2 separate regions of the Mus musculus genome follow, and region 2 is linked to region 1. A link is a loop called in an ENCODE intact Hi-C map of the cell type or tissue named here. Cell type or tissue: left cerebral cortex. All regions are shown on one strand. Links, peaks and the distances in the headings refer to the core of each region. The heading gives the core; the rest is flanking DNA.

Region 1 (12,278 bases), core at 1,943-9,942:
AATGTAGACATTTGAGTTGGTTGTAGCAGAGATGGGGAGGCCATTGATATCTGCACACACTGGAAAGGCAGTACAGAAAGGACAAGACACAGCCCTAGGTACACCCCACACACACCCTCCCTAACTCTGCGGCCCAGTTTCTCTCTCTACATTGTATTGCCTTCCAATAATTCCAGGGCATTATGAGTCTAGGGAGCTAATCCATTCTCCAGATCAGAGCCTTTCAGATCCTGTTTGGGAAAGCCCATCAGAGACACACACTAAGACCCACTAAGATGTTTCTTAGTGACTACCTAGGCACCTCTCTCTCCTGTTTATAATGTCATATTTTTATTTTTATTCGAAAGGGTCGTTGTTTGTTTGTTTGGTTGGCTAGTTGGTTTTAGTGGTTTTAGACAGGATCCTACTCTGTAGCCTAGACTAACATCAACCTTGTGGCACTCTTCCTGCCTCAGCCTCCCAAGTGCTGGGTTCTGTGAGTCTTCATACCCAGTTCCTGGTTGCTTTGTTTTGTTTTAAGAGAAGGCATTCAGGCTGGCCTGCACTTCCTGTTGAAGCAGAGGATGCCCTTCAACCTCTGAGTCTCCTGCATTCAGCTGCCAAATTCTGGCACTGCAGATCTACAATGCCCTCACCCTTAAAAAACTGGTATGTGAGCCGGGCGTGGTGGAGCATGCCTTTAATCCCAGCACTCAGGAGGCAGAGGCAGGTGGATTTCTGAGTTCGAGGCCAGCCTGGTCTACAGAGTGAGTTCCAGGACAGCCAGGGCTATACAGAGAAACCCTGTCTCAAAAAAACAAACAAACAACCCCCCCCCCCCAAAAAAAACTGGTGTGTGTGTGTGTGTGTGTGTGTGTGTGTTTGTGTGATGTGTCTATCTGTGTCTGTGTGTGTGTCTGTGTATGTGTCTGTGTGTATCTATGTGTGTCTGTGTGTGTCTGTCTGTCTGTGTGTGTCTATGTCTGTGTGTGTGTAGGTCAGATGACAACTTTGGGGAGTCAGTTTTGCCTTCCACCTCTGTTTCTGCTGCTGTGCGGCTTACTTACTCCAGGACGTGTGTCTTTTTACTGAAGTTCCCTGGTCCTGGGGATTAACTCAGGTCATCGGTCTTAAGCAGCTAAATCTTTGACCTGCTGAGCCAGCTGCTGACACAAATGCTATGCAAATGAATGTATTATTATTGTTGTGGGGTGAGAGAGAGAGAGAGAGTACATGTGTGTCATGATGCACCTGTAGAGGTCATAAAACAATTTACACAACTTACCTTTCTCCTTCCACCACATGGGTTCCAGGGATTGAACGCAGGACTCAGGCTTGGCGGCAAGGGCCCTTGCTTGAGCCATCTCTTGTTTCTCTGACCCTAAGTATTTGTGCTCACTATTTTGTTTTGAACCGTGGTCTCATTGCCTGGAACTGTTCTGCAAAGCAGTGTGGCCTTGAAATTGCAACAGTCCTCCTACGTCTGCCTGCAGTAGGATCACAGGGATCTCCACCATGCTGGCCTTCCTAGGCATCCCTTAGTACAGATGTCAGGCTGGCAAAGGAAATTAACTGTTGCAATATGTGCTACCAATCAGGATAGCCAGAAGTAAACAGAGAACGAATGAACGAATGAATGAATGAATGAATTGTGCTGTGGGTATATGCACCCATGCCATATCAGGCCTATAGCTATCAGAAAACTACCCTCCGGATTTGATTATGCTGCCCACTATGTTGGCAGCAGGTGCATTTACCTAAGTGACACCAATAATTTTATTAGTAGGAAATTTGATACCAAGATAGTGTTTACTGAGTACCAGACACTGTTCTGACACGGTTTATATATATTTAACTTCTTGTTCTCAGGACAGCTCAGAGAAGTGGCATGTGTTAATCCTATGGAGATTTGTCATGTACCTAAGCTAAGCTACAAGGTCCAAGACCCAATATAGTCATCAGAGCATTGGTTGTCAATCTAATGGATGGAGGGAAAATATAAAGTACCAATAATAGTGTAACAAAAATTTTAAACAATGGCAAAACATATGATAAAAAATATGTATTTGCCACCTGGTGGTGGCATCAATCTCAGCACTCAGTTGACAGAGGCTGGCAGATCTCTGTGAGTTCCAGGCCAGCCTAATCTACAGAGTGAATTCTAGGACAGCCAAGGCTACACAGAGAAACCTTGTCTTGAAAAATCAAGGAAAAAAAAAAAAAAAAAGAAATGAAAAAAAACTATCCAGAGCTAGGCGTGCTGGCATCTGCGTTTAATGCCAGTGCTCTGGAGGCAGAGACAGGCTATGAAAGAACCTATTGGGAAAACCCCCACTCAGCTCCCGATTCGGCGTGCACACAAGAATCACGAATAGAACACAACACCTTGATGTAACAACACGAGGTATTTTAATGGCGGAGCTCCGGGTCGAAACGTATCTCACACAGGAGACAGTGGATTCGACCACGAGGCTTGGAACCTAGGGGTTTTTATAGAAAAGGAGTGGGGCTGGGGGAGGAATTGGCGCGGTTTCACATGATTGGTCCATTTAAACATCAGCAGCCTGTAACATTTAACTTAGGTCAGAGGGGTGGGAGATAGGGAGGCGATGGGCCTGCCCGGGCATGTCCTGGTCTGTTCTGCTATGTTCTCAGCCCCAGGTTTCAAAGCTCACAAACAACTCCTTGGGCTATTTGACATACATTACATGAATCACAGTTTTATTTCCTTTCAGCTAGCCTAGTCTACTTTTCCAATTCCAGGCAAATGAAATCTTGCACATATTTTCTGCCTACCATCAGACCAGATTCTGAACAGTCTGTCTGTCTGTCTGTCTGTCCCCACATGGGTTTCCCTTTGGGGAATATTGCCTCCCCTGGCTTTGGATGGAGAGTACTAACAACGCTGTTGCCAGTGGCTGTGGAATCCTCCCCCAGCCTGACTTATGTAAATGTCTGTCTAGTATGTGGATGTCCTGACCCCCACGCTTAGACAGGGAGCAGCCTGGTGACATTCATAGAGCACGGTGGGTCTCTGAGCATTATGGATCGGGCAGCCCGTGAAGTGAGCTGGGTCATTACTCATGCTCCTCTCTTGCTGCAGCCTGAGGCTCCTGACAGCCCATGGGTGACCTCAGGCATCTTTCTTCCCTAACCTGTCACCCATGGCCAAGGCTCTCCCACACCTCCTTCTCTGCATCCTCAGCTCCACCTCATCCAAGTCCTCAGAGGGAATTCCATCCAGAACCCAGGCAGAAGCCTAACGGGGAACTGGCAAGATGAGTTGAGCTGAAATTTGTTTCTGAAAATAGACTGTCTCCAGATTTACACAGATTGCCGTGTTTATTAGACTATGAGATGCATCGTTTTGAAATGGGAAGAATTGGGAGAGAAATGTTCAAAATGTGAGAACATTCTGTAAATATAGCTTTTCCTCCCACTCCCTGAAATAAAGATGGCTAAAACTGGAAGGAACCTTATTTTTTGTGTCTTGGATGTCTTGGGCAGGGTGGTAAGTTGATCTCTACCCACCATCAACCCAGTGTAAATGCAGAGCTAGGGACAGGGAGGAGGCAGCAGAGGCCACAGTCTCAGACTGCACATTTCAAAGGAGTGTGGCCACTATTCCTTCCAGCCCTGTTTCAAAACAAAATCAGCTCATACCATGGAAGGAATACTCAGTATTTCCATTTATGTGTGTGTGTGTGTGTGTGTGTGTGTGTATAAACATTTCTTTGAAATGATACTGATTTGTGTTTTTATGTTTTTCAAAGATACTATGTGTATAGTACACCTTCCTTTAGTGGACAGCCTGTGAAATGCTCTCACATGTTAACTCTATTTACACCGTTTTTTCTTTTAGCTCTCGGGGTTTTTTTGTTTGTTTGTTTGTTTTTTGTTTTTTGTTTGTTTGTTTGTTTGTTTTGGTTTTTTGAGACAGGGTTTCTCTGTATAGCCCTGGCTGTCCTGGAACTCACTTTGTAGACCAGGCTGGCCTCAAACTCAGAAATCTGCCTGCCTCTGCCTCCCAAGTGCTGGGATTAAAGGCATGCACCACCATGCCCGGCAGCTCTCAGGTTTTACCACCAACATTGTGGACATAATTCTGGCTCATCACTTTGGCCAGGTAAGCTCCTGTTCTTGTACAAAAAGCCTTCCTGTGCTTCAGGAAAGAAAGAGGCTCATTGCAATGCACGGATCCTGCAGAGAAAGAACATGGTCCTTGCAGTCAGAAGGGCACGTGGGCCTGCAAAGGCCAGTCCTCTGGGAGGGGCTTCTCTCAGCCTCACTGATCTTGGCACTCAGAGAGAGACAGAAAACAGCCACTCCCCACCTGTCCCCCGTGAGCAGAATGCCATCTGGGTATGTTTGACAACACCAGTGCCTCAGCAGACAGCTTTAGAGCCACCAGGAGGTTCAGGAAGGGCTTCACAGGAATCAACATTTCAGAGGAGACAAGCCAAGAGCAGTGAGGTGCTGCTATTGGGAAAGGAGCTTAGAGATGACCTCATCCAGCCAGGGGCTGAGGGACACTGGTGTCCAGCAGGACGGCTGCTGTCCTGGGATGGACAGCTGTTGGTGGGGGATTTGCCTCCAGTCCTGATTTCTAAGGGAAAGTGAGTGATGTAGACACTGAGCTGTGAGGGGCAGTTACAGGGAGGCGCGGAGGCTGCTCAGTTAGTCTGCTGGCCAAGCCAGCTCAGTCAGTCCACAGGGTCTCAAGGGCAGGAGTGAGGATTGAAAAGAAAAAGACATTAGTCAAACATTACAACCCAACTCCAGCCAGTTCTGAGGCTGAAGCTCCTTCCATTTTTCCCAGCCAGCATTTATACCACTCCAGGTTCTAGCAAAGAACAGGGTCAGTTCTTAGATCCCAGACAATGTGATTAAACAAGGCAAGGAACAAAGAGATCACACCTGGTAGCAATCAAACAAAGCAATAAACAAAGTCCCCAAGTCTCTGGGTCTGGGGGCTTATCAGGATTACCAAGACAAAAGGGAAGTCACACCTTCCTTGGCTGTGTTCCCCTTGAGCCTTGCAGTAGCCCAAATGTGAATATGCTTGTCTGAGCCTACTTCCTTGAGCCCAGTGACAAGTACTTGCCAAATTTCTATAAGTGGTACCAAAAGCTCTCCACAGTCTGCATCCTTAATTCTAAATATGCCTAAAGGAGAATGGAAGGTCGGATGGAGCAGGCTGTCACCACCTACTGATGATGTGCGTGCTAAGTAGTTTGAAAGCTGCTTTCCGCTGCTGGAGTGATGGTTTAACAGTTAAGAGCACTGACTGTTCCTTCCCGAGGTCCCAGTTCAATGCCTAGTCCCATATCCTGTTTGTAATCTCCATTCCTAGAGGATTTTCACCCCCTTCTGGCTTCTGCTTGCACTGCAGGCATCTGGTGCATAGACAGACATGTGGGCAGAAACATTCACATAGGAAAGAAGAATTTTCTTATGTCTTTAAAGATGTATTTACTTTTACGTGCATTGACAGTTTGCCCGCATGTGTGTCTGTGTAAGCATGCCAGACCACCTGCATCTGGAGTTACAGACAGTTGTAAGCTGCCATGTGGATGCTAGGAATCAAACCAGGGTCCTGTGGAAAAGCAGCCAGTGGTCTTAACTGCTGAGCCATCTCTCCAGCCCCCCAAATAAGAACTTTCAATAAAATTAAAAGAATTACTGGGTGTGGTGGCATACAACTTTAATCCTAGCACTTGGAAAGCAGAGGCAGGTGGATATCTGTGAGTTCCAGGATGCAGAGCCTGGCCTACAAATTGAGTTCCAGGATAGCCAGGGCTACATAGAGACCCTGTCTTTGAGACCTTTTGTCTCAAAAGAACAAAACAAACAAAAACTATTGCTTCAGATATCCAAACTTAGTTATTTTTCCCAGGTTTGATAGCCCAATACAGTAGGGAAACCGAGGACCAAATTTAATGTTATCCATATTGTAAATTGAGTTGAAAATTGTTTTTTTTTTCATTTTAGCTTTAGTTCTTTGAGACTTTCATACATGAGCACACATGTATTCATATAATTTCTACCCCTCTTTCTCCCTGGAGTTGACATTTGAAGCCCAGCTCAACTCCAAACTCCAAACCCTAGACCATATCCTCCCTCTCTCTCTCTCTCTGTTCATGTATGCATGTGTGTGTGTTATGAATGTATGTGTTTGCATGCATGTGGTACCTATGTACATGTGTGCACATATGTGTGAAGGCTAGAGGTCAACATTAGGGTCTTCCTTCTGTCTTTCTAACTAAGCCTCCTTCCCACAGGTTGGTTTCCAGCTGAAGACGTCACCTACTTGTCACCGGGGCTCCATCACCTACTTGTCACCGGGGCTCCTGGCCAAAATGTTTGGCTCTGGACCTGAACATTTGCCCACATCCAAAAAAAACAACTTTGTGTGTGTGTGGCATATGGGTCCTCATATGGAGAAATTAGTTTGTCTTTTAGTTTTGATCAAAACAGGGGAAAGAGAAATCCTCAGACCGTGTCCATGGTGCCACAGAGGCATCAGGACCTGGAGAGAAGCAAGAGAACCCATCATGTGTGCAAATGTGGACTCACCCATGTGCCTGTCACTGGGACTGGGGGTAGCCTTCTCCTGGTGCCTAGCAGGTTTCATTCCCAGCGTGGCATTTCCTCCAGGAATGAGTGAGTCCTAGGGTCCCATCCAGACTTTTTCTTATTCATGCTCCATTCTGGATGGATCTGGGACACTACCATTGGAGTGGTCATCAATCACTAGATTAGTACATAGATCTGAAGCAGATAAGCTTAAAAATAATAATAAAGGAGAGAGAGAGAGAGAGAGAGAGAGAGAGAGAGAGAGAGAGAGAGAGAGAGAGAGAGAGCTGCAGATACCTTAGACTGAAAAGCTGGCAGAACTGGGGTAGAAATCAAGCTAGGAGAGACTGCCTCACCTAGTGGACAGATAGGGAGTGTGCCTAAGAGTGCTGGATCCCTCTCTTCACTGCTCAGCGGGGGGCATTTAGATTACAGTTTCCCCTCCTGAATGAAGATCTTCTTTGAAGTCATCAGTGAAGCTCCTGTGCTTCCTCTTCTCAGAGCCAGGAGGACGCCCAGAGTCAGTCACATCCCACTTAAGTAGGGAAGACAACATAACTTGCTGCCCAGGCTCAGCTCCCAGCACCCACGTGGCAGCTCACAGCTATGCCCCCAGTTCCAGGGGCTCTAATGCACCTTTCCAGCTTCCTTGTGCACCTCAGGTGTATGGGCCACTAACACACATGCAAACCCCCGTCACATAATAAATTAATTAAACCAATATTTTTAAAGCACTTTTTGGCCAATTTAAGTGGCCAACAAGATTTGGCAAACAAGTATGTCCTTGGTTAAGTTTACCTAGACTTAGATAATTGGTTTTAAACATGAATTATAGCCAGGCTGTTCCTGCAGGCCTATAATCTTGGGAGGAGGAGGCAGGAGTATCAGGAGTTTGAGAGCAGCCTCAGCTACATAGTAGGTTCCATGTCAGCCTAGACCCACCTGATCTTATATATAAAAAGCATAAATGGGGCTGGAGAGATGGCTCAGTGGTTAAGAGCACCGACTGCTCTTCCAGAGGTCCTGAGTTCAAATCCCAGCAACCACATGGTGGCTCACAGCCATCTGTAATGAGATCTGATGCCCTCTTCTGGGGTGTCTGAAGACAGCTACAGTGAGCAAGCAGGGCCTGAGCCAGAAGAAAAAGTGTCTGAAGACAGCTATAGTGTACTTACAAATAATAAATAAACCTTTAAAAAAAAGCATAAATGATACTCATTCTCACTAATAAGAAAAACACAGCTGGGCAGTCATAACGGTTCAGTGGATAAAAGTGATTGCTGCCAAACCTGGGGACTTGGGTTTGGTCCCAGGGATCAACATGGTGAAAGAAAGAGGAGACTCCAAAAAGCTTTCCTCTGACAAGCACCATGGGAAGCGTACACATGAATGCACACACACACACACACACACACACACACACACACACAGACACACACACACACACACGCACACACACACACACACACACACACACACACACGACATACATGCACACATACTAGAATCAATGGCACCCTCCCACATGATTATCTACCGCATCAGCAAAACCAAACAAAGGTTGATGAACAAGCCGGATGGCTCAGCAGTTAAAGGTGCTTGCCACTGAAGCCTGATGAGCAGAGTTCAAATCTGGGACCTTTGTAAAAACAGAAGGAAAAAGCTTACTCCACAACATTGTCCTTTGACTTCCACACGAATGTGGTGGCACATGTCCCTACACATACACTAAAAAAAACTTAAGATACAAACAGTAACCTAACCGTGGGCTGGGGCTACAGCTCAGAAGGGAGAATCTTTATCTAGCTTGCATGAAGCCATGGGCTCGACCTCAGCACTACATTAGCCGAGTCTGGCAATGCTCGTCTGTAGTTGGAGCTCTCCCAAGGCGGAGGCAGAAGGATGAAGGAGTTCAAGGTCATTCTTGGTTACCTATTGAGTTGAAAGTCAACCTTGGCTATATGAGACCCTGCCTCAGATAACAAAAAGTGATCATATGAGCAGGGGTGTAGGAAATTACACACACACACACACACACACACACACACACACATATATAAATGAGATTGCTGTCCATGTCCTTACACTGTCTCCCAGGCCTAAGTGAAAGTGGAAACATATATGTTAACAGGATATATATATAAGAGTAAGGTTTATTTTTTTTTAATCCATGTGTATTGGCAGAGGAAGGGTAAATACTATATAATTCACTTTTACCTTAAAGATTTGCATTAGTGACTAGGTTCTTGTTTGCCCTTCATATACCATAAATGCCACACCGTAGGCTCTGGTAGCATGGAGCAGGAGAAAGGGGACCAAAACCATATATTAGGACCATGACAGACAAGGCTTTACTAGCCTCCGCTGCAGATGGCTGACCCTGGCTTGAGCATACAGGAGACAGTGGGGGCCTCAGTGGGGGTCAGGCTGCTACTCACTGAACAAAGGCAGCAGCAAGTCTTGGGCTTCTGGGGTAAGCTAATTGTGGGGGTTTTCTGCTTGTGATAGGCACCATTTCTAAAGATGTCTTTCTTAATTATGAACCTCCTAGTCTTTGGGTCTTTTTTTTTTTTTTTAGATATTTTCTTTATTTACATTTCAAATGTTATCCCCTTTTATGGTTTCCCCTCCGAAAACCTCCTATCCCCCTTCACAGAACCAAGGGCCTCTCTTCCCATTGATGTCCAACAAGGCCATCCTTTGCTACATATGCAGCTGGAGCCATGGGTCCCTTTGTGCGAGCTCTTTGGTTGGTGGTTTAATCCCAGGGAGTTCTGGGGGTTCTGGTTGGTTCATATTGATGTTCCTCCTAAGGGGTGGCAAACTCCTTCAGCTCCTTCAGTCCTTTCTCTAGCTCCTCCATTGGGGACCTTGTGCTCAGTCCAATGGTTGGCTGGGAGCATCCACCTCTGTATTTGTCAGGCTCTGGCAGAGCCTCTCAGGAGACAGCTATATCAGGCTCCTATCAGCAAGCTCTTGTTGGCATCCACAATAGTGTCTGGGTTTGGTAACTGTATATGGGATGGATCCCCAGATGAGGCAGTCTCTGGATGGCCTTTCCTTCTGTCTCTGCTCCACACTTTGTCTCTGTATCTCCTCTCAAGGGTATTTTGTTCCCCCTTTTAAGAAGGACTGAAGTATCCATACTTTGGTCTTCCTTCTTCTTGAGCTTCATTTGGTCTGTGAATTGTACCTTGGGTATTCTGAGCTTCTTCTTTCTTTCTTTCTTTCTTTCTTTCTTTCTTTCTTTCTTTCTTTCTTTCTTTCTTTCTTTCTTCCTTCCTTCCTTCCTTCCTTCCTTTCTTTCTTTCTTTCTTTCTTTCTTTCTTTCTTTCTTTATTGTTTCTGTTTTGGTTTGGTTTGGTTTTGGTTTTTTCGAGGCAGGTTTTCTCTGTATAGCCCTGGCTATCCTGGAACTCACTCTGTAGACCAGGCTGGCCTTGAACTCAGAAATCCGCCTGCCTCTGCCTCCCAAGTGCTAGGATTAAAGGAGTGTGCCACCACTGCCCGGCTATTCCGAGCTTCTTATCAGTGAGTGCATACTATGTGTGTTCTTTTGTGATTGAGTTACTTCATTCAGGATGATATTTTCTAGTCCCATCCATTTGCCTAAGAATTTGATGAATTCATCATTTTTAATAGCTGAGTAGTACTCCATTGTGTAAATGTATCACATTTTCTGTATCCATTCCTCTGTTGAAGGACATCTGGGTTCTTTCCAGCTCCTGGTTATTATAAATAAGGCTGATATGAACATAGTGGAACATGTGTCCTTATTACATGTTGGAGCATCTTCTGGGTATATGCCCAGGAGTGGTATAGTTGGGTTCTCCGGTAGTTCTATGTCCAATTTTCTGAGGAACTGCCAAACTGATTTCCAGAGTGGTTGTACCAGCTTGCAATCCTACCAGCATCTGCTTGCCAGCATCTGCTGTCACCTGAGTTTTTGATCTTAGCCATTCTGAGAACCTCCTATTTTTTTTTCCTGGTTTTTCGAGACAGGTTTTCCTGTCCTGGAACTCACTTTGTAGACCAGGCTGGCCTCAAACTCAGAAATCCGCCTGCCTCTGCCTCCCAAGTGCTGGGATTAAAGGCGTGTGCCACCACGCCCGGCAAACCTCCTATTCTTAATGTTTTCAGCCAATGTCTTCCCTCAGGAACTGCTGTTGTTGATATGGTTGTCTCACACAAGCATCCAGGCCTTCTAGTTAGCTTGGGCCTTGTGTAGGGTTAAAGGGCTTGAGCTGTGATAGATGCTGAAGGAGATCATGTCCAGAGCAGAAGAAGCAAATAGTCTTCAGAGTAACATTTCTGCAAAGCATTTCCCCGATGACCAACATGTTGACATGCAGAGCTGAGGGGGATCCAGTCCAAATATTAGAAGAGCAAAGAAGACGGACCCAATTCCAAGCCCATCAGATAGTTAGAGGCTCAGATGAAGGGTCAGTGTTTCCCACAAAAGCAGCCTTCAAACTTCTGCTGTTGCCTAGGCAACTGTTATCATAACCCACATATCAGAGGCGTCTCCTACAGCAGAGTTAGTGGGAGCAAGGATGCACTGCCTAGCTGTGCCACTTCCAAAATCAGTGCTGTCTAAGCCTGAGCCGACTAAGGGCCAGTGAGCTGGGGAGCAGTTGCTTTGGTTGTCCTTTTGTGGCACTTCTCCCTGGTCTTTGATGTTTGTGTGGCTTCTCAGACCCCCAGCGATTTTGTAGCTTGGTCCAGCACAGGGCTTCCAGGGCTGCAAATGCCCTGGCCTGGGTCAGAATCTGGTGCTCAGTGACAAAGCTGTTGGAAGCTTTAATGGGTTGTAGGTGAAGAATTTAGAGATATTTGTCTTCTGCCCCTTACGGCAATCTCTACCTGTCTCAAAGTATCATTTCTTCCCCTTTTGCCTCAAATTCTGCTGCTCAAGTTTCTCTCCACGGCTAGTCATTTCAGCCTGATAGCCATCTTATGTACTGCTCTCTATCATGTTATCCATTTCTTGTTTATTCATGTGTGTGCGTGTGTGTGTGCATGCGTGTGTGTGCATGGGTGTGTGTGTGTGTGTGTGCATGGGTGTGTGTGTGTGTGCATGGGTGTGTGTGTGTGCATGGGTGTGTGTGTGTGCATGCATGTGTGTGTATGTGAGTGTGTGTGTGTGCATGTGTGTGTGTGCATGCATGTGTGTGTGTATGTGAGTGTGTGTGTGTGCATGTGTGTGTGTGTGTGAGTGTGTGTGTATGTGAGTGTGTGTGTAGGGGGTATGCATGGTGTTTTTCTTTAGTGACAGTTTGTCCTTGGGAGATGTCCTGTTGTTGAGTCAGAGTCTCCCTGGGACCTGTTCCTGGCTGCTTAGGCAAGACTAACTGGCCAGGGAGCCCCAGAGATCTCCCTATCTCTGCCTCTCAGGTCTGAGTTTTCAGGGGTGCTCCGTCACAGGTCCTCATGTTTTCACAGCAGGTCCTCACTGACTGAGCTCCCAACTCCACGATTCAGTTTTCTCATTGTAATGTCTTCAGGTTGAGGCTAGAGCCTCCGCTGTGTTTCCTGGGAGTAATTGTTTCCGGGCTTTCAATTTCAGGAAGCTATTTTATCTTCCTGGCTGTCTTCATCCTCGTGCTGTAGAAGGCACTCAGGCTTTTTCCTTATCTCTGTTTCTCTATGACGCTTTGTGGTGGTATTTACATACTGTTCTGAAATTATCATCTTCCTAACTATTCCTGATGCTTTTCCCTCCG
Region 2 (12,278 bases), core at 1,410-9,409, 190 kb before region 1:
TGGTGACGCCCTGAAGCCCATGCCAGAGGAGATGGGAGGGAAACTACTCAGGCTGCACTGCCCTCTTCATCTCCAGACTATGACTCCACCCAAGGGCTAGAAAGGAGACGAGAGTGGCGGGTTTGAGTGGCGGGTTAAGAGGTGCTGAGTACCTGAGACGAATGGTCAGAGGCAGCCCGGCCTTGTTCCAGGAGGCGTGCACGGCCAGGGGCCTTGGTGCTCATGCTTCCTCCTCTCGGGTCATTGTGTGACCCTTGGGTGGAAGGGTGCATGTGGCTGGAGCTGTGTTAATGGGGCCAAAGTTAAGAGGTTTATTTAAAGAAAAAGGTCCCAGGGTTCTGGGTGTCATTTGTCCCTGTCCTCCTCTGTGTCCTCCCCCATTTGCAGACCTGGCTCATTTGTTTTCGAGGAGACTAGAGAAAAGAGAAGCAAGCCTGCAGTATAGCTTCTGTCTCCCCGTGAGCCCCATGCAGGGTGTGAACTCAGGCAGCTCTGGGCAGCTGTGTCCTGTGACTCAGCCAGTTTCCCATGAGACCTCTGTCTGCTTAGGACTATGGTGTTTTCTAGTTTATAGTCACAGGACATGTACAGCTTTGAATTTCTCAAGAGGAAGTGTATGTAGAAGCAATCTATGTTCAGGACAGAGGTGTGTGTGTCTGAGACACAGCCCAGATACAATGATGGAAACTGGCTTTTCTTTGTGTCCTGACTCTCTTTTCTCTCTCTCTCTCTCTAATAGGATGGTGACATTATAGCTCCACTCATAACACCTCTGAAATGGAATAATAAGACTTCATCTTGCCTCCAAGAAGTATCCAAAGTAAAAACATGTCTAAAATTTTAAGTGAATATCTGCGGTTAGTTCTTTTCAAAAACCTCTTTCCCTCTTCACAATTAAGTTAGGAAATATAATCCGGGCCCACCAATGACCTTTATTTAGTATCTGGAATGTATTCTCGTGCTGGGGTGGGGGGGTCTCGTTTTCATTCAAAATGAAAAATGGTAACATTAACAAATTTTTCCTATCTAGCCTGTGGTGGTTTGACTAAGAATGGTCCCATAAGGTCATATAATTCAATGCCTGGTCACCAGGGAGTGGAACTGTTTGAAAGGATTACAAGGATCGAGACAGTGTGGCCTTGCTATAGGAAGTGTGTCACAGAAGATGTGCATGCTCTTGTACTCTCTCTCTCTCTCTCTCTCTCTCTCTCTCTCTCTCCCTCCCTCCCTCCCTCCCTCCCTCCCTCCCTCCCTCCTGTCCATCAGCTACCACACAGCGCCTGTTCCTCGCCATGATGGTGGATTAACCCTCTGAAGCTGTAAGCACACCCCCAGTTAACCGCTTTCCTTTATAAGAGTTGCCTTGGCCGTGGTGTCTCTTGACTGAGACAGATGCTGTAAGAAGCATTATCTGGTGTATTTTTAGCACTGACTGAAACCTTTCTCCTTTAGCAACCTATTTCCCAGGATAACTCTCCCATCTATCCTGAACTCTTGGGACAAAGGATTGCCTTTTGTTTTTAAATCAGGAATTGAGACAAGGGTACAAACTAGAATGGAAATTGTGATGCGCCGTGTAGTTAAAAAAAAAACCAAAATCCCAGCCCACTGAAGAGGTGCCCGGCACCCTGCTCCCCCCACAACACCCCACCACTTCCATCCCTGTTAAGTGCCAGGCATGGGGGGCATCGGGAGCAGTTCTTTCCTCAGAGGAGCTGAGGTGTGTCAGGCGGGTACTCTACCGATGACCTCAGCTCCATCTCTGTCTTCCTGGTACAACTCCCCCTGTCCCCTGCTTTAGGAGAGGCTAGGTTCAGAGGACACCTCATACCAGGCTACTCCTGAGTCTGTCGTGACTCCAGACAAAATCAGAGTTTTAAAGCACCTGCAACCCCTCCAGCCCCAGGGGACTCACTGCTGCCAGCCTGGGGACAGGTCTTCGCCCATCTCTTCTGAGCTGAACTGGTCAGCTGACCACCGACCCCACCCTCTGGCTGCTCTCTCCGGCACCACTGTTGCTGCAGTGTGTTTACGGGTTTTAGAACATTCTGGACTGCCTTTGTGAGCTTAGCAGACTGCGCAGTGAGTCTCAGGTTCTCTTTGTAGCTTGCTGTTCCTACCAGTGCCGAGCCGCTGTGGTTCTCCCTGCTGCCCCCCTCACCCCCACTTTGCACAGCTTTACCAGGAATTGAGTCCAATTGGAGCCAACAGTGGTCAACAGAAATGCTAGAGATGCAGGCAGTGGGGACAGAGGCAGGAGCTGGAGGCGACATCTTAGTGATGATGCTCTCCCGGGCGAGCAGCCTTGTGCTGCCTCTCTCCTCCGGGTAGCCACGTTCTGTCTTGTCCACTCATGGGTGAAGAGTATTTGGTGTGTCTGCCACTATGGGGTCATAAATGCACACGGGAGGTGCTAGCTCCCCCACTAGCCACGGTGCCTCTGTAGATCCACGAGACAGCTAGGGGTCCCCCTCCCCTTTGTGTGCCCAGACTCAAGGTTAAGAAGTGGAAAGTTTTCTGCGAATATTTTTGTATTTTTGCCAGTCTATATTTTTTAAATCATTATGGTTTATTGTGGAGTTTTGTAGTCCTAATTTTGTACCATGGTATGTGGGAAACAAATCTGACCCATTTTCTGCCTTTGATGCTGTTTTCCTTGTGAGTACCTGTGTCGTTTACGAGACTGCATTAAAAATGGAGATTTTAACAGCTTAGTCTCTCGAGTTACTGAATACTGTCAGCTTGCTGTAAATAGAACCACAGGTTTAGTGACGGTGACATCAGTTGGGTAGGGGACAGCTGCCATAAAGCTTTCATGAGCGTTTCTATCCTGAAACTAGAGGCAAGCTCCTTAATCGCAGACTCTCATACCCTGCATGCCCGGTTTGGATTCCTGTACGAAGGAATATATTCTGTAGGGCCCACATAGATGCTTCTTGGTGTCACAGCATTGTGTGGGGTCTGCAGGACAGTAGTACGGACAAGGTCCCAGGTACTTGGTTTTCCTCACCAAAATAAAAGCAGGCTATAGCCGGCTCCTTTCCAGCAGAAGGCAGACCATGCACGGGAAGGGTATGGGGGCGTAAGCTCAAAGACTCTCGTGCCTGAAAACAAGCTCTTTCCTCTCAAGCCCCCTGGGTTCTGTCTACAGAGGTTCAGCCTCCGTCCAGATCTACATAATGTCCAAGCGTAGCTCTATGTCTGTCCTGTGAGATCAAGTGACAGATGTGTGAGCGCCTGACCCGTGGCTGGCCTTCAGCGGTGCCATTTGGGCTCCAGAAGAGACAACAGAGAGTGAATGATGCTTCTCTTTATTAGTTTTAGAAGTGGAACCCAGGCTCTTAAAGTAAAAGTAATCTCTCAAACACAAAAGAGAAGTGCGAGTGCGAGTGTGTGTGTGTGTGTGTGTGTGTGTGTGTGTGTGTGTGCGCGTGCGTGCCTGTGCATGTGTGTGCACACCGTGCATACACCCGACTTGACTTAATATGAATATGTTATGGGGGAGGGGTAGGATTTTTGCTTTGTTTGTTTTGTTTTTTGATCTTCTAGGGATTGTCAAATCCCATAAAGACAAATTGTATGCTTCTTCAGTCAATGTCTTTCACACCTTATAATCAGCTCTGCTGAAGAGCAGTGGCTGCCCCTGTTCTTGGGTTTTCAAGCCATAAGGAGGCTGGCTGAGAGCCACAGTCCACATGAGGGTTCTTCCCCATCCTGAGTTGGGCAGAATGGCTGCCCTGTGTGAGGAGGCCCGGGAGGCGTCAGCTCAGAACCCAGGCCTCCAGCTCCTTGATGCAGAACTGCTCCCTGCGGGCCAGCACTTCATTGTTGAAGGTCGCACAGGGGTAGCTTCCGCCATGGTACAGGTCTCCGTCCAGCCACAGCCCAAACTGGCCACTGAAGAGAGAGGGAACGAGCTCTGGAGACAGCTCTGTAGGTACAATGTCTGTTACTCGGGCACGAGGACCTGCCCCCAGCACCAACATAAAAAGCCAGATAACATAAAAACCCTAGCACAGGGAGGGCAGCACACGGGGCCTAGGCCGCTTCAATGATATGGTGGAGATGGACTGTGGAGGACATCTAGTGTCAGCCTCAGTTCTCCATATGCGTGTGCATGCACGCACACACGGGGAATCTCGGCACGGTTGTGCCATGTGCTAGGCCTCTGTGACTGGCTGCCATCACCACACGACCACTGTCCCTCCATCATGGCTGTTCTCATCCCTTCCAGCTCATCAGGATTTGGGGCCTCCTCATGTGCTCTCTAGCGTACAGGGCATTTTTTTAAACAAGCCATTGGTTTTAATAACTTACACAGTGGTCCAGCTATCACCTCAACCCTGTTTTAGAACATTCTCATCACATTTGAAAGAGAACCTGGGCTGGAAGCAGGAAGTGGATGGGTAATCAGCGATGGCCGATGTGCCCTGTGTCCTGCTGCCCCTCAGTGGAGCTGAGCTGATAGAGGAATGCTTTTATTTTTACCTTCAGGGTATAACTTAATGTGCTTCCACATAGGGCTCACCCCAGGGTGAGAACAACCTTTGTTTTTTCCTAACTCCCACGCCTGCCCCCAAACTCACAGACTGTGTTCTTAGCCAGATGCACATCTTCTATCAAGCCTTGTCCCATGGGACTCGGAACTCTGGGACTTCCCCATCTTGTGACTCCTCGTTCCCAGTCACGTCACACTAAGATGTCACTAAGCGTGTGATGGGGATGGGCTGGTTGAGTGTGGCCATCCAGGCATGAGACGTGGTGCTGATGCCAAAGGGCATTGCAGTCTGCCTGAGAGGAACACACCTTGCCCATTCTACCCTTGGGAAAGGGCCATGGGCCACCCCAGGATGTGGGGGACAGAGACACGCACCTTCCACTGCCCATCATCAGTGAGTCCAGGTCTCCTTTCACAAAAAAAGAGTTGTGCCCTGTCCACTTAAAGACCTGAGTGAAGAGGAAAAGGAAAAGCGGGGTCACCTCTGAGTGCTGTCGTTGCAGGCTGACTCCAAGCCACATGGTGGCAGTGTTGTGTAGGGACTGGAGGCTTCTGGACCCAATGAGTTCCAGGAAAGACTGGGCTGCCAGGCCTTAATATTTCCATTTCCTTGGTCTTCACCCCTTATGCCCTCTGCCACAGATCCCCTGCATCCTGGCAGTGCCAAATAAATGCTAACAATCAAACCTCCAAAGCTTCCTGCTTTCAAAGCTAGAAAGAGGGAGGCAGCTAGGCCTAGAGCTGGAATGGAACTGCCTTTAGACCACCCTATCTGACCTAAGACTCCCCGTGAACCCCTGTGAATTTCCGTCCCACTATCTAGGTCACAGCCTCCTCCTGATCTCATGCCATATACTTCCCACAACCCTCTCCATAGTGACCTGCGTGGCCCACCAACTTTAAATCACACTATATGTCTTCTACCTAAAGCCTTCTGGCACCCCTCCACTGTGAAGGAGACAGAATTCAGTCCTCCAGCCAGCGTGCACCTGCCCCCATCCTTGCTTTCCTCCGTGCCCTCTCCTCCCCTTAGGTACTGCACCTGAGCCACACTGGCCTTCCTTTTCACCAACACCTGAAGGTGCTCATGCCTTAGGGCCTCCCTACGTTCAGACCCGTCTGTCCACAGACCTCCCCAACCCAGGCTTTTCTCCCCAAGGGTCATTTCTTACCCTACAGCCTGAGTGCCATTGCAGAGAGCCCCTGATTGATTTCCCTAGGCATCTACTAGCTCTGAGACAGCTCCATTTGAGCAGTGCTCGCTCGCCTTGTCTGCCCCGCTACAATGTAGTTCTAGAACGCCCTGGGTGCCTTGCCACACTCATGAATTAAAAGGACGAAGACTAAAGAACCAAAATAGGCAATAAAGTTGCTTTTAAAGGGCCCCAAAGTCCAGTATGTTGCTTCCTGTAATTCGATGTCCCAATCACAAGGAACAACTCCTCTTCCCCAACCCCGGAAGAATAGAAAGGTAAAGGCCAGACTGTGAAGGGGTGCGAAGGGGTGCGATAAAGCTAAGGAGTCAGCACAAGAAGACGGGACTTCTGTATCAATTCTGCACTTCCTCTGCTGTCTTCAAGGACGTGTCCTTCTGATTGGAAAGAGCAAGATAAACATTGCTACGGAAGAAACTAAGACAAAGTTCCACGTGTTACTTGGAGTAGCAGTTACTTGTGCAATTACTGGGAACTCATAAAGAGCTCGGGCCAAGACACAGGCAAGAATCAAGTTTTTCAAAGTATGGGATGACCGTGACCCCCTGGAAGTAATGGATTTCATGTAATAATATTTTTTTTTAGCACTTATGCACCAGGCCCAGTTAGGCATTGGGTAGAACAGTAAAACACAATGAACAAAACAACTGCCTCGGAGACATGTAGAGGGAAGGCAGATAAAGGGCTAAGAAATGGTATGTTACATACGCTAGAAAGAGAAGTGACACTTGGAGGCAATAAGGATTTAGAGGGAATGGTCACTTAAAACAAGGTAGCCAGGGCAGTCACTGTGATGGGGACAGCAGGATAGTCCTGAGGCTGGTGTGTACGGATCCAGTGGAAGGGCTGCTGAGCAGAACAAAACGTGCGGAGGCCCTGGGTCAGGGTGGGCTTGGGTTTTTGCCTTCCAGTTTAGGCCGGCATTGCTGGGGCAAAGTGAGGGAAAAACAAATAACCAATATTAGAAAGAGGTTGGAGAAGAGTCATGGTATATGCACATCACGAGAAGAGCCACAGGGGAAGCAAGGGCAGTCATCAGAGAACCAAATCCCCGGCTCTGATGATAGCAAGCAGCCGGAGGCTCCAACAAGACGATGTTGGTTCAAGAGGAAAATGCTAGAGCTTTGGGCTTTTAGTATGAGCTGCAGGAAGGGTGACCAGCCTACAGCCTTGGGGACACCTTTGCCTTTCACCCAAGAAGGGAAAGTTCCTTGCCGCTGACAGAGGCAGAGAACAGGTATGTTCTGTTGTTAGCAAGGCCGTCCACACCCCTTTGACCATCTTGGTGGGAGACTTGATGACTGTGTGGCAGATGTATTTACTGCTGTCTGTGTGCTGGTGGGGAGACATCTAATAACAAACAAAAGCACCCACAACTAGCTCTCCATCCATTTCACAGACTGTGAACAACTCGTTGTCAAGGGCACACTAAGCAATTAATTACACGTTCTACCTCACACGCTGATTCATCCACATTTGTGGTTCCCAAGTGTGCACCCTTCTCCCCCATGTCCTCTGCCTCCGGAGCGCCCTGCCTGAGTGGAGCCTCCGGGGTTGGTTTGCACTTCTCCCTTCACCACTGACTGAGTTGGGCGTATCCCCAACCACTTTGCGCCTCGGTTCCCTCATCTGTAAGACGAGGCAAGGATAGCAGCGTGCACCTGTGGGATTTTTGCAACGGCTGAATGAGCTGGTCTGTGAGGTGGTAAGTTCCTGTGAGTTGCTGCTGTGACTGTCATAAAAGCTGTGTGCGCTCTGTCGATCGGGCAGCACCCAGCAGCTGCAGTCAGCCAACAACCCAACAGTGGAAAAATCTATAGCTAGAAGATGTCTGGGACCCCCTGTCTCCCTTCTTCATAAGTTCCAGCTCTTCAGCCCCTTGTGCCCTCTGAGGAGTCACTGGTGCCTGCCACTGAGCTCTTTTGCTTATCCTGAAGGGGACCCCTTCCTTTCCAGCCCCCTAGTGAACTCTGAGGCTCTATCCACCCACCTCCTCGCCTTTCCTCCTCGCTTGCAGTTTCCAGCCACTGTCTTCATGGTCACATCCAGCATTTGTCCTTATCGAGGAGAGCAAGGGAGCCCCTCCAGTTCATTTCGAATGGCCCTCCATCATCCTGGCTCCTTCCCCGTTGTCCTACAGTTGTCCTACGCATTGCTCAGCTGCTTCCACTGCTCCAAGAATTTGACCCCAGGGAGACCGCTCCTCTCCAACCCCACCTTTGTTCACCCTCCATCCCTCTGGCTTTGCTGGCCCTCTGCCCGGCCTAAGCTCTACAGCTCTGCAGCCCGCTCCGTGTTTCCACTCCCGCCTACCCCTTTCCCATCCATTATTCGCTGTGACTGTGGCCTGCCAAGAGCTGGTCTGAGAACACTGGCTGCTCTGGTACTAGCCTGGCCAAGGAAGAGCTGCACCCCACTGAAAGAATCAGAAAGATCAGAGAGAGCCTCTTCTGGCTCCAAGGGCTCTCTGGGCTCCCCTTCTCACATGCAGGGACTGTGCAGCTCCTTCTCTTCCTCCAGCCTTCATGTGCATACTTTACAAGATGCCATTGTAAGCATCCTCCCCTCCCACACCTCAGGTCTACCACACTTGATCCCATCTTGCCCTTTCCGTCCTATACAGAGTAACCTGCCTTCCTCCCTTAATAAGTTCATGGTTTCTGGAGATCTTGATGGTGAGCTGAGGGCTCTCCCATGCCTACCACTGCCCTGTGGAGAAGTGGACAAGAGGCAGCTCAGCATGGGGACTCCCCATAGCTGTGACCTGTCATAGCCTTCCTCCATGACAGAAGGTTGAGCCTCACCTTTAGCTGTGGGGAGAAGGAGAAGAGGAATGTCTCTCCAGTACCGTAGAAGCCTTTGCTGAGTCGGATAGCTGAGGAGGAGAAGGCGCCAAACATCTGGAAAACAGAGAAAATGGCAAGAAAGGAGCTCGGAGTCCACCAGCCACCTCCTTCACCAGACTTCGAAGTACATGCTCAGCCTGCAGGACTCCTGGGGAGTTGGGCACAGAGATGGAGATAGGGCCACCCTCTGTTGTACATTTCTGCCTTCCCTGAGTTGCCATGACTCCCCCACCCCACCTGCCACCCTCTGTTCTATCTGTCTAAGTGTCTGTGTCTCTTCAGGGTCCTGCTGTGTATCCCAGGCTAACCCAGATCTTACTTCCACGAGAGCCTTTACAGGCATGTAACATGTCCGGCCTACCTTTTCTTAAATGTATTTTGTGTGTCTGTGTGTATTGTATGAATGTGTTCATGTGTGTACACAGGTACACACACATACACGCACACGCACACACACACGTGTGTTCTCATGCATATGGAAGTCAGAGGCCAATATGGAGTATCTCCTTCAATTGCTTTCCGCCAGCAATAGAGGCTGTTTTGAGACAGGCACTCACTAACAATGGAGATGACCAATGGGACTTGGCCAGGGTGCCTGCCTCCTGTGGGTTACAGACATGCACTGCCACGCCTGGCTTTTTTCATGACTGCTGGGAATTGAACTCAGGTCCTGATGCTTGCATGGCAAACACTTTACTGACTGAACTATTGCCTTGGCTCCAGATGTACTTATTTCATACAAGGAATGCTTCTAGAAGAGCTAGAAATTACAGGAAAAAAAAATCATCAACCCTCCCCCTCCCTCCCCAAGGTGATATACGTGGTTTTGTGGATGCTTCCTTCTGGTACCTGTTCAATGCCAGAGCACAGGCTGTTCTGCACACTGACAGCCCACACATACGCTGCTCCCTCTCACCTTTCTCCACCAACTTCAAATGTACAGAAAAGCCCAGGGCTGGGGATAGAGCTCAGTTGGTAGAGTGCTTTCCTAGCACATGCAGGGCCCTTTTGAACTGCCAAAAATTACTATTATTGGTAGTAGCAGTAGCAGTAGCAGTAGCAGTAGCAGTAGCAGTATTTAAAGGTCAAAACAAGTACAAATTCCTTCCACCTTGGACCTCACGGGAAGTTTGCTCTACTTCCCATACTGGCTTTCTCTCTTTATATTTCTCAGGCCCACTTGCCTATGATACTATGACCCTTCACTCCTAATCCACCACCTCCTTACTCTTATATAAGCCCAGTGCTAGCTAGCATCACGCCAAGAGAACTAACGACAACTCTGGTATTATCGATTTGTATCACTGTGTATTCAATTGCCCCTGATTATCTCAAGAATGTGCCTCACATCCTGTCACGTTGGAGCTGTGGCTCTGCTCCTTGCTTCTCCCCTGCCTGCTAGTTGTGTGACTGATAGAGCCATCTTCCTTCTGTGGGATGGCTATTGGCGTTGGGGTGTGGATAATCACAGAGCTGCATGGGGGGTCCTGGGGTGCAGGATTTAGGCTTACTGCCAGGAGAAACTTCTCATAGCACGGAGTCTCTGCCACAGAAGGGGCTCTCAAGCAAGAAGCCTCTCCAGACAGACTCTCCTGTCTATTTGGAGCCCCATGAGATCTCTTCCAACTCTGTTGTTTCTTCTGTACAGGAACATTTAAAACCAGCTTGCAATCCCACCCACCTTCTGCATGGAGAATCCGCCAGAAATTCTATTGTTTGAGTGACCACATAGATTTCAGGCACGGCCGTTGAAGTTCTTCTGTGGCATTTAGGCCTTTGCTCTCTCTGATTTCCTACAATTCATTTCCCCCACCACCACCAGCTTAGGATATTTTCAAAATATGCATCCATCATTGAGATATAGATCTCCCATCTGAAACCCTCCTGTAAGAGCCACTGGAGAGACTGGGGCAGGCAGGAGGATTTGCAGTTCAAGATCAGCATAGGCTACATTTAGGGTTCTGAGCCAGCTTGTGTCTTAACGAATGAGACCCTGCCTCAAAATAAATCAAAACAACCCATCCATGGTCTTGTGCTTGCAAATATAAGAGTGTGTGCAATGCATGGTGTTGGTGGTTAATTGCTCAATGCCCCCCCCCGCCCCCGGCACACACACACACACGCACACGCACACGCACACGCGCACACACACAGACACGAAGTTAGACTGTTAACCCTAAGAGTGCTGGACCATTTCTGGCTTGATCCTGCTCTGCTCCATGTCTTAACCTGGCACACAGGAGTGACTTCAGACATGCAAGTGAGCAAATGGTGGCCTGGCTCCAAGTGTGACCGGTCTCAGTGCCACTGTCCATATAGCTTACAGGTGATGTAATCTGTCCTCTGCTTTCTTGCTTTTTACCCTTCCCTGGACTGTCTGGGAGCCCCCGTGCCCCAGCCCAGCTCACCTGTCCATCCTGATCTCTCAGCAGCAGCAGTACTGGCCCACTGTGACCCTCCATCTGTCGGTATAGTCTCCGCAGACTGAAGCCATCCCTTGATGTGCAGAAGACCAGACTCCAGGGGTGGCCAGTGACTCTTGGGGGCAGATGGAGGCTGAGCTGGAGATGGAGCTGGAGCTGAGTGAAGGGATTGCCTCCATCTATTCCCCTCCCACCACTCAGCCTTCACTCTGCCAGAGACTTCATGCCCATTAGCTATAATTTGATTCCCATTTTATAGATGTGAAAATTGAGGTCCAGGGAGATGGTGAATAGATGTCAGAGCCTGGATGCCAACCCAGGGCAGATCTCTGAGAACTCAGCTTGGTCACTTGGTCTTTAGAGGGTAGATAAGAGACAGAGTCCCCCCTCCTGGTACTCCCCTAAGTGTCTGTTCCACCCAGGCTCTGGCTTTAGTCTCTAGGATCCATGTCACCCGGGCCATTTTCCCCAGTTCTACCCAGTGAGAAGGATGGTGCTAGTGTGACTGGAGAGGACAGGGAAGCCCAGGGAGAACGCATGGTTGATTCAAAATGACATTTAGCTAGGGACATTGTGGCTGTGACTTCAGTGCCCCAGGTGTGGCTGATATAGGGAAGAGGACTTGAGGACTCAAGTCCTAGTACATAGAATGTGTCCAAACCTGCTTAATCTCCGAGGCACCTAGGACTTGGCTAGCTTCTGTAAGCTGAGGCTCCACAGGGTCCTGGGGGGCTGGGGCTGGGGCTGGCTCCTCCTCTTCCTCCTCCTCACCCTCCTCCCCAGACAGTGTGTCCTCCATCTCTGTGGGCTGTAAAGATACAAAGACGCTTGGCAGATTGAAGGACACAGGGGCACCAGCTGTCACCATATCCGGACCTCAAAAGCTAGGGTTGTCTTGTCCCCTGCCCAGACCCCTGCAGTCCTAGCCCAAAGGATAACCCCAGCTTGCACTCAAGAGGCATGTTCCCAAAGGAGCTGGGAAGCACCCACCACAAACAAGACGCTGTCCCTGCCTCCAAAGTGCTTTCTCCTGGCTAGTCACTGCTAGTGAAGGAACGGGGTGGGCAAAGGCCTGCACAGTGCCACTCAGAGGGTCACGATGGTCTGTTTCCAGTTTGCTCTCGCCCCAGGGTAAACACCAGGCTCTGAGCTCTAAGCCTGGAAGAGGACAGAGGGCAGGTGGGAGTCCGGCTCTGCTGTAGTTGTGTGTGTTAGGACAGGCAATAGTGGCTACAACAATACCCACTACAAGAATGGCTGACATTGATCGTCCAGAACTCTGCGATGAGGCCTGTGT

The links. Hi-C counts contacts between places; a loop is a spot of excess contacts. Peaks named below come from ENCODE experiments on the same cell type or tissue, not always from the same donor. Only the 100,000 strongest peaks of a DNase experiment are listed, where the experiment ranks them.
Region 2: a loop joins it to region 1, with 4 times the contacts of the local background. A loop is called at or near these places in 13 of 42 quality-filtered maps.

Annotation. Positions count from the first base shown.
Region 1 is chr2:156,898,223-156,910,500 of GRCm38, reverse strand. No RefSeq gene overlaps it. Among named protein-coding and RNA genes, the nearest start is that of Sla2, 17 kb to the right of the region's middle. In left cerebral cortex, for the core only: CTCF peaks have their summits at 2,050, 5,347 (motif pointing left) and 6,911; DNase peaks (open chromatin) are centred at 3,467, 4,353, 5,336, 6,948 and 2 more places; H3K27ac peaks cover 609 bases.
Region 2 is chr2:157,087,965-157,100,242 of GRCm38, reverse strand. It overlaps Tldc2 (TBC/LysM associated domain containing 2), which reads right to left. Exons shown (of 6, transcript NM_001177439.2): 2 at 11,643-11,789; 3 at 10,967-11,119; 4 at 8,517-8,612; 5 at 4,874-4,947; 6 at 3,295-3,897. The coding sequence ends at 3,762. It overlaps Samhd1 (SAM domain and HD domain, 1), which reads left to right. Exons shown (of 16, transcript NM_018851.4): 16 at 740-2,709. The coding sequence ends at 844. Among named protein-coding and RNA genes, the nearest start is that of Tldc2, 7.1 kb to the right of the region's middle. In left cerebral cortex, for the core only: a CTCF peak has its summit at 5,017 (motif pointing right); DNase peaks (open chromatin) are centred at 5,025 and 8,030.